Regions from separate parts of the Mus musculus genome. Here region 2 is linked to region 1. The links are chromatin loops, found by intact Hi-C in ENCODE. Cell type or tissue: left cerebral cortex. All regions are shown on one strand.

Region 1 (2,500 bases):
CAGTTGGAACATACATGCTTTTTTGAAGAAATTACTTGAATAAAATAGTTTTCACATTTTCAATATGCAAGTTTTGAAAATGAGGATTTGCCTGGACTTTTTTATATTTAATGCTGGGAAACCTTCCTCATATTAACAACCCATGTATGTTTTTCGTAAGCTACCTTCTGATGTCTATTCTCCGAGCATAGCTCTGCCCTGATTGGCATTTTATTCAGAGAGATGTTTGTCACCTTTCTTTTTGGTAGACCTGTTGGGTTGGTTCCTATTACATGAGCTCTTTTGCAGATAGCACATTCAGTAGCCTTATCCTGTTGGTGGAATACTGTACCATATGCTCCTCCAAAACCCATGAACACGGCCAAAACCCATAAAAACAACAAAAGCAAACTAAGTCAAGAACCGTAGTATCTGTAGGCACTTAGTTAAGTATAGCAACTCAAACCAGACCTGCATCCATCCGAGACAAACGTTCCTCCTTCACCCTTGTTTTTACTTGAAATTCGCTAGAAGAAATGGCGAGCAGACATCTGTTCCATGCACTAGTTAATGCTACTGGCTCAGCATATACAAGTTAGCTTGCTTTAGGCAAGGGACCTTTCTTGTGATGGACGTGCACTACGAAGTGAGATGGAGTCCTGCTCCGTGCAGGAGGCCCTTCATTATTGCTGCAGAAGACAGAAGCCTGGCTGAGTCACTCTCCACGTCTATCCTGAAATCACTCAATGCTTCTGCCGGGTTTTTGTACATGTAAACACTGTCAAGCTGTGAAAGAAAGTGGCTGGAGGTGTGTTTGGTGTGAGAGGTGAGCAATAAAGTACCTGCACATTCTCTCCTTGCTCTGGGAGTTTTCTTTTAGCTATTTTCATACCAGATTGTGCGTTTGTGTCAGGTTTATGGAGTAAGGCTTTTGTTCCTGAATGGTATTTCCTTAAGTAGAAGGTAGCCCTTTTTCTGGAAACTGAAACAAACTGGGAGGGGGAAAAGCTATTTCCACATTTACCTTATTTATAACAGTACGGCTAGAAAGCCTTCCTCTGACTCTGTCCACTGGGTGTAGCTGTTGCTACACATGTTAGGCAAGATGCAGTAATGCCCCTCCCTAACCTCAGAGGGTTTGTTTCCCGTTCTCCCTAAAAGCAGACGTGGTTTTCTTAGAAGAAAGTGACCTGGAAACTACAAAGTACTTATTAGAGAAATGGTATCTTCTGCTAAGTGGACCATCTTTAAGGTTTATTATGGTGTGATGTGTGTGTGTGTGTGTGTGTGTGTGTGTGTGTGTGTGTGTGAGTGAGTGGAGCATGTATGTATCTTAAGGTCACAGGGCAACTTTCGGGTGTTGGTTACTCCCTCCAACAGAGGGAGCTGGGAGGTCAAATTTGCATCCGTCAGTAATCAGGCCTGAGCAGATAGATACCTTACTCTGAGCCATCTCACAGGCCCCCAAGGGGTCTTATCTTTAAAATACTTTACTATTGAAATAGGGGTTTTATGATAACTAAAACTATCCTTGAAAGACCAATATGATCCTTTTATTCATTTTAGCAAATTTCAGCTACCTTTTGTGATTGCAAGATGTTCAAAATGCTTTATTAAAATGAATTAGAGTGTAGGCTTTCTCTTAAACAGCAGTGAATACATAGGTTTACTGTAGGTGGTTCCTCTTACCTCAGGTAGATACTTGCTTTGTTTCCGTAATCCAGGACTCCAGAGTCTTCCTCCCACTAGACTTACTCTTGACAGGTAGAATTTTGATTTATTATTACAAGGTTGTTTTCTCAGGCATGATCTTTTGAGAACAAATGGTAGATTTCTCCACAGTGACCTTAAGTTTTTCATCCTTGTTTATGATTTAAACTAGACATTGTTCTCCACATTGAGAAGCCATAGAAGAATTTAGTTTCTCCCCTTGACCATAAATTCTCTAGATAAGATATCCTAGCCACCAACATTACCACATTAGCATTGTTGGGTTTTGCAGAGAATGTTCCCTTAAATGATGGCATATTCTGTTTTCACTTGTTTTCTTTGTGTTTGGAATCACAATATGTCAAAACTGGCCTCAAACTCTTGGGCTCACCCCAGCCTCCCAAACACGTGGCTCTACAGGCAAATGCCACCAACCATACCGCAGCTGATCTTGTAGACTCTCTTAACCTTGTGGTCAGTAGTGATTTACCTGGGGTAAGGCATATGGGGATTTCTTTGAGAATCAAGATTTTTCACATGAACCACTAAGCCATCTGTGGAACAAGCCGGGTAGGCCTATACATTGTTCCACCCAAGATCAGGAGCTGGAACCGGGAGTCTGTGCTGAGAACTCTTGAGCCCTGCCATGGGTGGGTCCTGTACCTTTAATGTGTAGAACCAGTCTGGCTGATGTCCGGCTGCACCAGACACAGACTGAGTCTGCCTATCAGGACTCGAACCACTTCTACATGCTCGGAACTGATTGCCACTGGCCAAATCACCTTTTCCCCCAAGCGTTTCCCATCTTTAT
Region 2 (2,500 bases), 76 kb after region 1:
CATAACTATGTGGTTATTTCTTAGGGTACCCTTTAACCTCTGAGTGCCCAACAGGGCTGTATCAGTGACAATCCCTTCACAGCACTATTGCTATGCAATAATAAATAAATAATACATAATAATAAAAATAAATAATAAAAAAATAAATAATGTTCACATTTATTATTGACCTGGGAAATACTTGGTATTGAGTAAAAGTTTCTTCAGAATAATCTCATTTCCCAGGAATATATATGTGAACATAGGAGAAAACTCAAAACAAATACCAAAAATTTTAAGACTGTTTTCTGATTGTCTCTGAGAGTTAAATTCACATAGGGCCCTCAGCCCATTTCTCTTATTGTTTGTACACAATCTTTTTAAAGGTAACAGGGTAAACTGGGGCTGAGGATGTGGCTCAGTTGGTAGACTGCTTGCCTGAACTTGATCATGCCTGTAATCTTAGCACTTGGGAGGTTGCAGTAGGAGACACAGAAGTTCAAGGCTATCTTTGGCTACATGAGGAGTTCAAGGCCAGTCTAGGATACATGGCATTTGTCTCAAAAATAAATGAATGACCAAATGAATGAATGAAACAAAAGTACAGGGAGGGGAAGTCGTCTAGAAGATACTTATGTGCACTCGGTATTTACCCAATGAGGAGAAAGCCATTGGCAAGAAAAAGGGATTTAAAAAAGATAAAGATGAGGAAACCCTCAGAGTTCATTAACAAAGCTGGATACTTCTCAAGTCTCTCACTTGCAATCCCGAAGCAGAATACTTGGCAGGAACTTGCTAGAAGTGATGGAAGCAGCAGGTTGCATGGGCACGGAAAAGGAGAAAACAGTGGTCTGGCCTGAGCACCCCAGATTCCACTTCTAAGACTCCTTCTTGGGCTTTGCGCCTACACAAGGGACCCCCTTATAGAGAGATTCTCAAATGTCCCATCGCAGATCTTCGAACAGAAAGCACTGTCTTTCGGGCTACTCCCCGACTTGTGCCAGACTCCACACAGGCTGTTCTGCCTTGGTAACACACCACCTACTGTTGGCTTGAGGCACTGACACTAACATGCATGTGCCTTAAACCCACCCCTATTTCCCTATCCTTGCAGGGACTTTAGGTTCAGCATTGCTCCTCTCCATCCCCCCCCCACCCATTTTTGGAAACCGTCTCAGTTTTTCTTTTAGCTTCATTCTTTATCTAAAGATCTTGAGGGTTTGCAGGGTATGCAATGATACCCAGCTAGCTCAGTTGGTAGCACATGAGATGCTTAATCTCAGGGTCATGGGTTTGTGCCCCATGTTGGGCACCAGTTGTGGATCCAAGTTTTGCCCCACTACTGGGGTGTGAGAAACACTGCTGGGTGGACAAAACACAAAGATGTTGACTGTGTTTACCCTGCACCACTGCCTTTGGGTACTGGGCTTTAGGGAAGTATAGAGACACTGCTCAGGGGGGGTAGGAAAATGCAGCTCAGGATGTGGGAGGCTGAAGCTGGGGTTCCCTGACCACCCGGGTATCCAGTTGCCACTGGGGTGCCATACAAAGGAATCAGGAATGAATTCCTGGGGGTACACAGGCCGCAACAAGGCTAGGATGGGTTAATGGGGAACTCCAGCTTAGTCCATTTGTGATTGTCCTTAGCTTGGTGGCAGTTGTCTGGGGGCCTTCTGTGGGAGACTTAGGTTGCTGCTCTGTAGGAAAAGAAAGGTCTTCCTCATGCTTCCCATGGTGGTTTCAATGGAAGAGACAGTCCTTGGTTCCAAACTGTCTATTGATTGTTCATCATGAGAAATGGGTGCATACCACCTTCTCAGGGTGGACCAGAGATTAAATATCTTTTGAAGGATGGAATGTCTGGGAAGGGAAGCTTATTGACTAAACCCTCAGGGTCTCTAGATATCTCATTAGCAGGAAGAGAATTCTGTTTAGGTCACGTTTCCTATATGAAAGGTGTGGCACGTGTTCCAGGTCAGGAATCTAATAGGCAGTAGGGAGACGCCTACTGTATCAGGTGGGTGCCTGGGTGCCGGGGTCTCGGACCCACTCATCCTTACTAAGTTTCCTGCATGGTCTACTGTCCCACAGGGCAGTGGTACTGCCCCTGCTCCTCTTTCTCTACCCCTCCTTCCTTTCCTTTCAACTGTGTGAAATCAAAGAAAGTACCCAATCAGAGAGAACTCCTCTTAAGAGTTGTGCTAGCTACGTTCCTGTTCTAAAAAAGAAAGAATTGTTTTCTATGTGTTCAGAGTTGAGGGTTTTAGTTCCCCTCACTGCCCTTGCACAGAACAAGCTATGTCAAAAAATGATCAGAAATACAGCTTCTGCACACAAATCTACTAAAGGTCATCAAAACGAGACAAAAATCTCTGCTCTCAAGATGAATAGCTCTGTGGGAACAGAGAGAAACACATAGAACACCAAAGTAGAAGTAATTATGATAGCAATTATAATATGTTAATATGTGTATACTATGAAAACTTTAATACATTAACATATTATATAATTGTAATATGTA

Evidence for each region. Peaks named below come from ENCODE experiments on the same cell type or tissue, not always from the same donor. Only the 100,000 strongest peaks of a DNase experiment are listed, where the experiment ranks them.
Region 2: a loop joins it to region 1, with 2.5 times the contacts of the local background. A loop is called at or near these places in 6 of 42 quality-filtered maps.

The regions. Positions count from the first base shown.
Region 1 is chr17:75,535,424-75,537,923 of GRCm38, reverse strand. It overlaps Fam98a (family with sequence similarity 98, member A), which reads left to right. Exons shown (of 8, transcript NM_133747.2): 8 at 1-838. Among named protein-coding and RNA genes, the nearest start is that of Fam98a, 15 kb to the left of the region's middle. In left cerebral cortex, a CTCF peak has its summit at 1,054; DNase peaks (open chromatin) are centred at 601 and 1,066.
Region 2 is chr17:75,459,332-75,461,831 of GRCm38, reverse strand. The region is part of intron 1 of Rasgrp3 (RAS, guanyl releasing protein 3); the gene reads right to left. Among named protein-coding and RNA genes, the nearest start is that of Rasgrp3, 25 kb to the right of the region's middle. In left cerebral cortex, a CTCF peak has its summit at 1,037; no DNase peak of the experiment used is centred here; H3K27ac peaks cover 315 bases.